Regions from separate parts of the Mus musculus genome. Here region 1 is linked to region 2. The links are chromatin contacts, found by Hi-C or POLR2A ChIA-PET in ENCODE. All regions are on one chromosome and are shown on one strand. The core of a region is the stretch at or near the end of the contact, and the rest is flanking DNA. Distances in the headings are between cores, read along the strand shown.

The links. A loop is a pair of places that touch in the nucleus more often than their neighbours do. ChIA-PET counts read pairs that join two places held with the same protein, here RNA polymerase II (POLR2A).
Region 1: a loop to region 2 is called in a map of left cerebral cortex, with 2.3 times the contacts of the local background. The contact joins two enhancer-like sites. A Hi-C loop is called at or near these places in 1 of 37 maps with a recorded cell type or tissue (left cerebral cortex). POLR2A ChIA-PET finds 5 or more read pairs at or near these places in 2 of 5 experiments (Patski and embryonic stem cell).

The regions. Positions count from the first base shown.
Region 1 is chr5:111,136,483-111,142,731 of GRCm38, forward strand. All of the region lies in intron 5 of Ttc28 (tetratricopeptide repeat domain 28), which reads left to right. Among named protein-coding and RNA genes, the nearest start is that of Gm35628, 95 kb to the right of the region's middle. Within about 2 kb of position 3,314, at least 1 of the 3 ENCODE cell types and tissues checked has a DNase peak (open chromatin) inside an H3K27ac peak, as active enhancers do.
Region 2 is chr5:110,974,627-110,981,266 of GRCm38, forward strand. All of the region lies in intron 2 of Ttc28 (tetratricopeptide repeat domain 28), which reads left to right. Among named protein-coding and RNA genes, the nearest start is that of Mir701, 26 kb to the right of the region's middle. Within about 2 kb of position 4,630, at least 1 of the 3 ENCODE cell types and tissues checked has a DNase peak (open chromatin) inside an H3K27ac peak, as active enhancers do.

The DNA.
Region 1 (6,249 bases), core at 2,064-4,563, 160 kb after region 2:
GCGTTACACAGAGCACCCTCACACTGAAGTTAGCTTGTGAGGCCTCTGGGCCATGACTGTCTGGTGGAATTCTAGAGACGGCAGAGTGGTGTGAACTGCAGACCACAGTTTACAGTCTCCACAGAGAGTATTTCTAGAGAACGTCTACAACTGTCTCCCGGGACAAGGCTTTGCAACTCTCAGGGCCATCAGGCAACCTTCTCTTTTATGTCCAGAGTGAATTCCTTAGATTCGTGCTAATTAAAAATGTGTCTAAGTATCTGAGAGTCTTTGATTCAGTGACAAGAGAAGTGTAACCCTCTCTGAGAAATTGTGCTCTAGTCTCAAAAAGGTGGAGTGACTGTAGGGTCTCCAGGCCCGACCTCTGAGGTAATGTCTCAGAATTGAGTCTTCAGTACAATAGATAAAATGTCTTTATTCAGGCCGTCAAGCTGAGGCACATCCATGCTCTTGCTCTGCTGGGTGGCTATTTGCTGTCTAGGGCTGCCCACTTCTGTGAGTGCTCAGGCAGCTAGCTGTAAGGGCGTGCAGCCTGCCCCAAGGGAAAAGGACAGTTGGTGCAGCCTGTTCTGGCACCATCCTGGTAGAGGCTCTGCCCTCCTGTCCCTGCCCTCAAGAAATTCATCAGCTCCCCAGAGACTGTAAGGCATTATCTCACTCAGCCCTCTGGCTCCAAGTAGGAATTCACTTAAGTTATCTCTGCAGAGGAGAATGTCTTCATGTTCAACCTGCATGATTAAAAATTAGTTTTAAATTAAAAAAAAAAAAAAAAGAAACATTACCCATGGGGGATTTAGCAATACCTGTTCCTAAGGTGGACAGGGCTGGAGGGTCACTTGGTGCTTCGAGAAATAACTGTGATGATACGGATAATTGGAGCTTACATGGAGTGAGTGTTCTCCGTGCCAGATATGGAAACAAGGGCTTTATCTTTTCACTTACTTAATCCCCAGAGCTGCCTGGCGGGGTAGATCCTGTTCTCGCCCTCGGTTTGCAAATGAGGGGAAGCAGGGTCAAATCCTCCATGGAACACAGATTTGAACCCTGGGCTGCCATTGTCCTGATCTCTATGTATCTCTGCCTTCTTCCCTGTCTTGCTATCCTGCTTCTCTTTGGGGGATAAGTTATTAGGATACATAAAGAATTATAGACAAATCTGGAGGCTTATGGAATTAAAATAATCCCCTAGTCTTGCCTATCATGAATTACCATGTGCAGTCTCCCTAATTGGAAGCAATCACACCATAAAGCTAGAGCAAAAGCAACCAGTGGCGTGGCTGTGCCCCACCCCCTTCGCCAGTGCCCCACGCATCTTTACATTTAGCCCGTCCTTCCCACGATGAGAAGCAGGAGGAGTGGAAGCAGTAGGAAACAGACCTGTAAGCACACTCTGGTTTGAATTAAGTGTGGTCCTCTGCGCACCGCCTCGAGAACAGATCCTGCAGCCTGAGAAGGTGGGGGGGTTGTTTCCCTCCCCATGTGCGTGTCAGCAGAAGGCCCACAGTGTGGCTTCAATGTTTTATTTATGGAGGACGGAGCTGTAACCAACACTGGGGTCATGTTCCAGACCCTTTCTTCCCTTTTTACTAACTCCTGAAACAAAGTGACCTGCTTATGTCACTGGCGGAGATGGCAGCAGATACGGCTCGTGTTTTGACTGCTGAGTCTGGCATCCCTGAGCCTTGCAAGCATCTCATTTTAAATTTTAATGTCTCCCTTAATTTAGGAGCACCTCTGGAACTAACTCATTTTTCCATGTCGAACCAGAGCCTGAGAAAGTTGTGGAGATTAAAGTGACTTCAGCCCCCAGCCTGGCCCCTGATCTCAGGGCTGGCTGCTGCAGTAAGAGCTGTCAGGGAGATAGATGGGGGCGCTAAGGTTTCCTGCAGGTTTCAGCCGTGTGTGGGTACCACATGTGTTGTGTTGAGCGAATACAAATACAAGAACACATGCTGTTCCCATTAGGGACACTTCAGACCCTTCTGTCCCCAGCTTCACTGCAGGATTGAAGGGGTCATTTATCACAGGCCATTTACTGATCCTGACTGGGCTTTAGGCCCTTGTACATATAAGCAGTGAACAGTGTGTCCAGGCCCTTCCAGAGGGCCGTCACACGATGATGCTGCTGTTTCCCAGCGATCCACAAGTTCATTTGCAGTGAAGCAGCCACTGACTAGTTACTTCTGCAGGACTCTGCAGACCTGAGCGTGTGTCTACTCTGCTGAGGCTCTCAGGTGACAAGTGGCAGTGTAACACACCCATTGTGGGGGGTGCCTCACCCATTGCTGATGCCTGTAGACGGCTAACCCCTCTGTCGTCCTACATACATGGAGTTGTTGTCCTTCTGCGACCTGTTCATTTCCTCTGTTGACAGGGTCTCGCCCTCCCATCTTTGTCCAGATAAAACATTCGTTTTATAAGGCCTTCATCACCCAGTCCTTTCCATTTCTCCTCGAACAGTCTCAGGAAGCTTTCACCACACCACCCTCCATCCATGTGTATGGCCTGAGGGCAGCACTTTGTTGCCCTCTGTCCTGCTGTCCTGCAAGCTTGGGGCCTCAGGAATGAGCAGCCAGCCTTGGTGCCTCCTGACCTGAGCAGGAGCTCCTGGACAGCTCCCCCCGAAGAACCCCTCAGGCCAGCCCCAGATGCCTTACATCAGCATCCTGGTGCCAGAGTCCCACACTGCCTTGCTTTGAGAAAGCTCACACAAGGAGGGCTGGCCAACAGATAGACTGCCTCATCTGTCCCCTTTCAGGAACTGTCACCAGAGATACCCCTTGCTGAATGTTGACCCTGGAAGCCTAGCAGATACCCAGGGGCCCGACTCTTCATGCTGTAAGAGCGCTGGCCTCTTGGCTCTCTATGCATCCTGCTTAGCTGGAAGTGTTCATGCTCAGCCTAGTGCTGCTGGTGTTGACCACCGCCTCCCACACCACACTGTTGCATCCAAGGGCTGTCATTTCCTTCCTGGCCAGGCACTGGGCTGAGCAGTCTGCTTCCTTTCAAAGAAGCATTTCCACTGAAGTCGGGCGCAGTGTAGCCCACCATCCTGTCTGATTTTTCTCATCTGTGATAATTGGTCTTTCTGCTTCTTGCCATTTTATCATGAGGCCAGTAACACAGTGAGAAAAGCAGGAGCTCTGAGGTCAGTGGAATGAAGACTGAACCGCAGCGATTACCAGATTGCCGTTTTGCCTGTTGTTGGGCTCTGCCGATCCTGTTTTCCTTCTCTGAGTGTAGGGAGAGTTTCTGTGTCTCAGTGCCGAGGGGATTTGGCGGATAACTTAGGGTGGAAGGTGCCAAGCACCTCAGTCATTTCCGAGTGCTGCATGTGCTCGTCGTGGGCACAAACACAGGAAACAAGTAGCCCTGTGAGGCATTCCATGGGAGGTCACATGACGAGCCTTGCAGGAGCCTACAAAGGCCTCCCGGGCACAGCACCCCAGCACGCTTGCTGACTGTCACAATCCATTTCAGACCTGTGACTAGAGAACCTGCCTTCTATAACTCACCCGGTCTTTCATTTGGCAGAGGCGAGTATAGGTAGTGTAAGGAAGGCGTAGTGTATGCCCTTGGAGATGAAGATTTCCTGCCACTAAAGCTAGCAAACTGTACTAGGAACGGAATTCAGTATTTACTTCCAGCTTCATGGAAGAGATGAATTTAAACCCATCTTCCAGGTATGGGACGTTGGACAGAGCTTAAGAGTACAAGTTGCCCTTGCAGATGACCAGAGTTCAGTCCTCATCATAGGGGATCTGGTGGCCTCTTCTGACAAGCTGGGACCCAAGTTCCATCCCCAGGACCTACATACAAAAGCCAGGATTGGGACTGGAGGAATGACTCAGTAGCAAAGAGTAGTTAGCTAAGAGGGCCTGAGTTCAGTTCCCAGCACATATCTCAGGCAGCTGGCAACAACCACCTGTAACTCCAGCTTTCTGGGATCTGATGCTCTTTTCTGACCTCTGTGGGTACCTGCACTCACACACACACACACACACACACACACACACACACACACACGTCTCTTTAAAAGCTAGGCACTGTGCCAGCACTTACATTCCCAGTGGTGGGGTGATAGAAATGGGGGAATCTGAGGCTCCTGATAGCCTGCTTAGCCTAATTGGAGAGTTCCAGGCCACTGGCTCCTGGGGATTGATGGCTGAGATGGTCTTGTGACCTCCATATACATTCACATGAGGGGCATAAGCACCCACCCATACACATGGGAATCTGCACACACCTACACACACCAAACCTAAGAATAGGTATGTAATTATTAATAAGAGCTATATCATCTTTGAACTGGTTCTGGTTTTATGTTAAATATAGTCTGATTTTTTTTTTCCTGTCCTCTGTGTGGTTTTGGTTTTGGTTTTGGTTGTATGGGTCGATTTGTTTGTTTGCTTGTTTCTCTGTTTTGTGCACTCCACACTGCCCATGTGGCCAAGGATGACCTTGGACTCCTTATCCCTCTGCCTCTGCTTCCCGAACCCTGAGATTATAGACAGCTATAAGATTTTTTAAGCCCATCAGAACCTGTTAACATAATTACTCGGCTTTATGGCTCTTCCAATGAAAATTTGTTTCTAAACATTATCCAGGCCCTAAAGGGAAGCTCCTATGAATGCAAGCACAGTTTTCAAGGAACAACTTTGCACACTGTGAAAACGAAGCCTGCACCGGCGTCCTCTCTGCGTTCTGTTTAGAGCGCTCTAAGGGCGTCTGAATGATAACTGTGTTCTCTCTTAATACATGATGTTACCGCTGAGCTTATTTTGCTTGTAGGCACGGCACAGGCCCCATCAAGACTAGGCCCCTACGTAGACCTCCTTCTAGGTGCGTGTGGTTGGCCGCTAGATCCCTTTCACTTCACTGAGCTGTGAAATTGACACGAAATTGTGCCGTTAGCTTGTTTCTGAGGAGTATGTTGCACTTGGATATTCTCTTCTTGCTTGCACGGTACATGAAAAAAGATGACAAGATTAAAATGTCCCATAAATGAACATGAGCAAGAAAATTTAGATGTAATTTGTAATGAATTAAAAACATTGAATAATGTATAGGAAGAGCAAGCAGAGATGTGACTGTTCCGAGCAGGCAGCTGGTGCCCGAGGAGGGAGCTTCCTCTTTCTTGGCTGACGCCTTTCCCAGTTTCATTTGCCTTCTCTGTGGCCTGTGGCAAGGGGACAGTCTCAGGGTCAGATGAAGTCCTCCAGGAGCACGGCAGAGTGTCTGTGTGTGTGCTGTTTGCTTAGGCATCTCCTCTCTGCAGTTAAATAACACACCAACACACCGCCAGCCCTCCTGAGAGGAAACCAAGCATCGCTCCACCCTGCCTGCTTGTTTGAGAGGAGGTGATCAAGCCTCTCAGGCCCCCTTGCAAGCCTCTTCTCCTTCCCTGCTGAAGCCTTCGAGCTTCTGGCTGTGATTCTTGTCATATTTTTGTTTCTCATTTTGCCATCTGACCTGAGAATCTATCTGACAATAATTGACATCTTACCCCCTGTAAAGTAAGTATATATAATTGTCAACCGTCTTTTATTCAGTGCTAAAACATGAATTCCCCAGGACAGAGCCTTCTCTTCTTCTTGTATAGTCTGCTTCTCTAGTGATGGCCACACAATAGATGTTAAATAAACATTTCTTGAATGAGCAGCTAAGAGACAGCATGGGCCTACGTGCTCCCTCTCCCTCTCCCCCTCTCCCCCTCTCCCCCTCTCTCCCCCTCTCTCCCCCTCTCCCCTTCTCCCCCTCTCCCCCTCTCTCTCCCTCTCACCCCCTTTCCCCCTCTCCCTCTCCCTCTCTCTCCCTGCATCTCTTCTGCACCCAGGTCCTCCTCCTCAACACTGCCGTCCTCTCTGTGTCTTGGCCACACCCTCCATATGGCCGTGAGTTCACATCCCTCCAAATCCAGCCTGGAGGTGCCTATGTGTGGATGGAGCTGGGCCTTTGCTGTCTGCCTCTCTGGAGTGCGTCACTTGGTAGATCGGAGCATCAAAGCTGAAGAAGAAGAGCCCTGCCCAAGAGGGGAAGGGCTTGCTATGTTTTCTATAGTTAAAGATCTGTCTTAATTTCCAACCTATCGCTAACCAACATTTTTATAAAACAGAAATAAAGGGAAAAATTGAAGACTCAAATATATAAGCCCTCTCTATTAGATTAGATACAAAATTACTTTCCAGTTACATTTTGAGGTTGCTACTCTTGAATTTCTGATATAGTTATATATTTGTTACATGAAAC
Region 2 (6,640 bases), core at 3,380-5,879:
CTCAGTCCCTACAGACCCCTCTCCACGGTCAGGGTGGTATGTGTCGGTCCTTACTGAATCCCGAAGAATGTGACAGCAATGCTGACAGGCATGTTCTTAGCACTGACTCATTTTCATTCAGGTTTGCATAGACAAGTCGTTAGTGAAATAAGTTGTGTTCACTAGACTGGCATGCACCACCTGTGTTTAGGGATGTTATTTGCCAAGTTTTATGTTAAAAAGTCAGTAGGTTGGGGTTAGAGAAGTGGCTCAATCAAGAGAACTTTCTGCTCTTCTGGAGGACTAGGGTTCAATTCCCAGCACCCATATGCTGTCTCACAACCATCTATAACTTCAGTTTCAGGGGATCTGATGCCCTCTTCTGGCCTCCATGAGTACCAGGCATACATGCGTTGCACAAACACACATGCAGGCAAAAACATATATACATTAAATAATTAAACATATCTTTTAAAAATCAGAAATGCCCTTTAGTATCTTAAGATCTGTAACATATATTCTTGGTGCTCAGTTTTGAGTCTTGGAAGCAGTGACCTGTGGTAACAATAGCTTCATATAAATAATCCCTAATAGTGCAAGTGCATTGGCATAATGGAAGCCTGTGAGTATCTCAGGTACAAATACCAATCCACCCTTTATTATATAAGGCCTAGTAAATAAGATACAAAGAAGAAAAATATAAAAGGTTAAGTATGGTGTTGGTATTTAAAAGCTTCTAGTTAATGGTCCTCTATTAAATGAAAGCTAAAACAGTTACTAGACTTCAGGGGAAGAAGTCCCACACAGACTACAAATATGTGACACACAGGGAAGACATGTAAACAATGAGAAGACATCTTAAAGCTTTGGATAACTCTGATGTAATTAGGTTGATTCTCTTTTGACAGGCATGTTTTGGTTGGCTTGTTAGAATGCTTCGGGAGAGTTCTGAGCAAAAGGAAATGGGGAAGTTTGTAGCTCCTCCTGACATATTAGAGGCCTCACCAGGAGTCCTTACCACCTGCTCCCCCCCCCCCCCGCCCCCCAATCCTGGACTTGAGCTTCACATCTTCATAGCTTCTTTCGTTTCAGACCCGGTTTTCATGTATGCATTCTGCTTGCCCTGTCTGTTTGAAAATGTGTGTTAGATAGAAGGTCAAAAGAAATGTCCCCTTACCTCTAAGGCCACCACCAGCCAGCCACTCATGTCTCCAGGAGGGGCCAGACCTCTAGGTCTTTCTTTGCTGTCAACTTGGGATGTGGCCTTGGATTTGGATGTGGCCAGGTCACGGAAAGACTCTGAGCTTCAGTGTTGTTATCTGTCAAAGAGTAATAATGAGCCCTTTAACCATAGTGTTAAAAAAGTTCCTAGAGCCTCATAAAATCAGAGTTAATATTTTCTCTTGTATTAGGTAGGTTAAAATTAAATGCTGCTTTGGGCTGGGCATGATACATGCCTGTTATACCAACAGTTTGTGAAGCTCAGTCAGGATGATTAAAGGTCAGACTAGAACTCCAACATTCACACACACACACACACACACACAGAGAGAGAGAGAGAGAGAGAGAGAGAGAGAGAGAGAGAGAGAGAGAGAGAGACACACATAGAGACTGTTTGAGACAGTGAGACATTCCGAGAGACAGAGAGACAGAAAGAGACAGAGAGAGACAGAGACAGACAGACAGACGGACAGAGACTGCTTCAGCCGTGACCTTTCTCACTGTTAATCTTTCCAGTGCTTTGCATTCTATACAGTAAACTCCAAATTTGGTTCCAACAACAAACTGCCTTGTCTTCCATATGAAGTAGAATGGAGTCTTACTCATTCGCCGTTCTTTTCCACTCTGTCTTCTTTCATTCTTGTTTTGTTTTGTTGTTGGAACCCAACTGGCCTGGGTGTCAAGCCATCTAGGAAGGAGTTACAGGAGTTCGTAGATTAGATGTGGGGAATGTTGTGGCAGGAATCTGTGATCTTGGGAACATAGTGACATCATGGTCAGAAGCTAGGGCTGTTGGGAAGAGAGCTGATTTTAGGAAAGACGATAGGGAATTTTCAGTTCGAGTAGGATATGTATAGGAAGTTGCCAGAACAATTTGAGTATGTCACAGTACACTGAAAATGTTGGCTTTCTTTGTGGCTGAAGTCATGATTTGGAGCAGACTCTTCCTTGTGTTTGTAGCACCCAGGAAAGGGGTTGACGGGGTACGGTGACGACAAGGGGTGTGTAGTATACAGAGAGAGCCCTGAGTGAGTGAGTATGTGCTTTGACACAGGCGCAGCCATGACTCAGACTCATGAGTCTCAGGGTCAGAGAGTTGGCACAGCCTTCTCCAGGGGACTTGAGTTCAAGTGTCGATGATGTGTGTGGAAAAGGTCCACAATAGCTTTCTCCTCTGGATGGTTAAGGCCTGAAGACTGCTCGCCTGCAAAGACTGCTCCAACTGAGATTGCTAACTGTGTCTCCTTGGTCGGGTGCAGACCATGGGCCCTACCTCCTTGCTTCTCTGTAATAACCTCACCTCGTTGCTCATCTGAAGGCAGGAACCTCACCTCTGTTCAACTCCAGATACTAAACACAATGATCTTCTGGGGAGCTGAGGTTTCTCCATCAGAGATCCCAGACCATCTGACCCCAGGTGTCCATCTATCTGTCTTTTCCTCATTCCCTTACCACCCCAATCAGGTTCCAGTCCCTGGAGCTGTGCAAGGACATGGCAGGGTTATGTGGCATGTAGCTGTGGTGTTGAGTGTGTAATGACTTAGGCTCTGGAGTAAGGTCCTGTGGGTCTGACTTCCAGTTCTCAAGTGCTGTCTGTGTGTTTCAGTTGAGCAAGCAGCCTCCCATGGAAGGTGGAGTGAGTGAGAGTCACTGGAGGTTGGCTATTTGGGGTGTTTTAGTCACAGCCCTGCTGCATCAGATTCCCTGCATAAGTAGTTCTGATAGTTGATGAAGAATGTTGAATGCAGTTAACAGTGTGGGCACCCCTTAGTAGAATAGTAATTTCTAATGCCAATTGTATTAGCATCTACCAAAATAACCTTAAGGGGGAATGGCAGTCAACAGGTGTGTTGGATAATACATGATAATAGTATTATATACTATCTTGTATTCATGAATTAGTCAGCATCCATAAGATGGAATTTTTGCACAAAAGAGGAATAAAACTCAGGCCATCTATATCTGCCTATCTATCTATCTATCTATCTATCTATCTATCTATCTATCTATCTATCTATCTATCTATCTATCAGTCATCTGTCCAGTCTATCCATCTATCTGGTTTTTCCAGGCTGGGCTTCTCTTTGTAGCCCCGGCTGGCCTTGAACTCCAAGATCTGCCTGCTTCTGCCTCCCAAGTGCTAGGATTAAAGGCGTGTACACCACTGCCCGGCTGCAATATTTTATAGTAATACAATCAGTGCTACTCAAGCATGGTGGTCTGTGCTTGTAGTTCCTGCTCAGCTACTCAGGAGGCTGAAATGGAAGGATGGCTTGATTTCACAAGTTCAAGACCCACCTTACTTATATAGTAAAACTTTGTTAAAAAGCGGTTTAATTTAGAGAAGCAAATAAAATGTATATATAAGTTTATTTATGATAAAGTTTCTGATTAACTTTTTTTTGATCGAGATCTCAAATCTCTTCTTTAAATCAGAATTTTTAGGGCTTTCAAAAAAGATTAATTTTAAAATTTATTTTATTTATGTTGTGTTTTGCTTGTTTGAGTCTCACAGTCATATGCAGGAGTCAGTGGAGGTCGAATCCCAGGCAATGGCTTGTCCTCTGGGAATAGGTCCTCAGTACAGTTAGCCACGCGGCGGCCATCTCTCCAGCCCCTCTGTGGAAGTTTGATTTGGACTCTTGCCCCTTTTACTTCTCCAAGTAGCTCATACAAATATAAGAATTCTTGAGAGGTTTCGGAGCCGGCCTGTGGACGCATATGGAACTGTAGCTTCACTTTTCTGCTGTGTAAATGTCGTGGCACTAAGACCCAGAAACTCTTTGCTGTGGTGGCTGGAGCTGGGCTGGCTGTGCTCGCACTGAAGGGAAGGAAGTCATTAGTGCAGACCGAGCTGTGGAGTTAGGTTCTTGCAGGATTTCCTTCCAGCCTTTCCCCACTTAGGTTCTTGGGAATTAAGAAAAAAAAAATCTAAACACACAAACCAAGTTTTCCTATTTACTAGGTTCAGGGAAGGTGGACATTTCGGAAGGGCAGATCCGATCCCAAGTTGTCTAAGAAGCAGAAAACTGCGCAAAGAAGCTCTGATTACAGATCTTTGGAATTTTCTTTGCTAAATTTTTACAAACGAGAAATACACCCAGAATTTTGGGAATTGCTCCAGGCTGCGTGTGAGGGTTTGATTGCTTGTCTAATCTTTTTCTTTTTTGGAGAAGAGGAGAATTCGCCAAGAGGGGCTTGGATGGCAGGAGCCCGGCCGGGTTTCTGTGGCAGCTTCTGCCGTGGGTCTCTGCTCTGAGGGGTCTGCGGCCCATCCCAGAGCTCCTGCCTGGAGCCTTTTCGCAGGCGCGGGTCGGGGAACATGCCCCGCTCCGGCCCGGGCGCGCCTCTGGCCGCCGGGACGTCCTAGCCCCGTGGGAGAGTGTGGTGGCCGCGGCACTTCGCGCTGAACCGAAGACGAAGACTGTCTGTCCTATCGGGGAAAGAACGAGGGGGTGCAAGGAGGCAGCATGACTTGCAGTCGCCGCCGCCCTGCGTCTGCCCCCAGCCCCCAGCCCACCTCTTGATGTGTCCCGGGTCGGCTGTACAAATATGATGAAATGGCAGCCCCGGAAGAAGGTGAGTGCGGCGACGGCGGCGGTGGGGCTGATGGGGAGGGGGCCCCGCGGGACCCCGGGGCCATCCGGGTCCGTGCGCCCATCGCCCGCCAAGTTCTCGCCTCCGGGCGCGCGCGGCCCGGCGGGGTGACAGCTGAGACTCAGCCCCGCGTGCTGGCCCGGAGCCGCGGCGCGCCCGCCCCGCTTAGGCCCGCAGGTGGGCGTCGGAGCGCCCCCTGCCCCGCGGGGACCGGCGTCCCGGCCGCTGGCAGCCGCTTCCCCTGGGCCCCGCTGGGGGGCGGGCAGCCCCGGAGCGAGCGCCGAGCGGCTCCCCGCGACGGCCGAGCCTCGGGCGCCGGGGCTGCGGCGGGGAGGCTGCGGGGACCTGCGGCCGCGTGGGCGAGTGCGGGCGCGCCGGCCATTGTGCGCCGCGTGTGTGCATCGATCGTGGGCAAGGGGGAGGGGGTACTTTGCTTTTTGCAAGATTATTTCCTAATATGGCTCCTTTGTTGAGAACCGGAGGAAAAAACATGCAGTGGTTCTATCAAAATAAATTGCTATTGGTCCCCGAAATAACGTTTCTAAATGTGGGACCGGTCCCTTCCTTGGGACACCGAGGGAGAAAGACAGCTTTCTTCAAGTTCTTGGCAGCCCGTGTTTTTGGCCAGGGTTCTCCTTTGCAAACTTGCCTGACTGCCACTCTTAGGTTAACCCAGCGGTTTACGGCATAGCGGGACTTTCCCTTCAATACCTCATTTGGCCATGGTTTTTATTGACATTCTTCTGAAGGAAAACACAGCGAGCTGAATGTGCCGTGCCCCTCCCCAGCCGTGACCTGTCTCTGCTAGCAGCTGTCTGGTGTTTCACTCAACTAGCTAAACTGGTTCTTTCTTTGTGCCGTGATGTGAGATGTCGGGTTTGACATCAGAACTGAAATAGAAATCATGTGTGAAGTACTGAGACGACACGGCGCTGGCTTGACTGCCAGGGAGCCGAGGAAACCGCGCTTCATTATAGGCCGGCGAATGCAAAGGTTTTCTTTGGTATCTAATTGATTCGATTTTATCCAGTGGCAGTTGTTTCTACCTCAGCCCAAAGCCACAATCACTCACATATTTGTTCGGTTCTCATCATAGGGCTTCCTTCAATGAGACTGATATAAAAGTGTATGCTGCCCCCTCCTCCCATGAGAACACAGGAAAACCCCATATAATCAAACATCTTAAACAGATGCTGCATAGACCTACAATCTTCTACATTTGTGCAATCATCAAGAGTAGTTTAGAGATCTCTGCAAACAGTGCATCCACAAATGCCTGCTTTTTCTATTTTACTCAACATGTAGTAACTCATACGGTTATGTCACTGAAAACCCCTCTGGGCACTGGGATTGCTCGAACCACGGAAGTATTATTCTTGGCAGCCAGGTGGATTTCTGGACTCTGGAAGATTCTGTTTCAAGTGTTAAGATTCACTGCAGTATTTACTCATGCCGTGACGTTTAGATGGCTATACCAGAGATTGTGTCTATTTTCTGTATTCACAGTCACAAGGCATCATGGTATGAGGATCCAGATATCAGTCTGGAGAGCTCATAGAGGCCGAGCTGTCCGACTGTGTGTGATTATTTGTTGGTGGCTTGAGAGCAGTTCTTGTACACTGAACGTGAAAGCTACTCTGGGAAAGATGCTATTCACTCCAGCAGGCATCACCGAGCCTTCAGCAGACTCCGTTTATTTTCTTAGTCATTCCAGAATACTCAAATGATCATACATACCACTGCCACGATCTCTGGCTGCGTCTGTTAACACATTTGTGGTGGTATAGTCACACGTCAGGTGGTTTACCAAACGGATCCATACAGACTATTCACACCCCACATA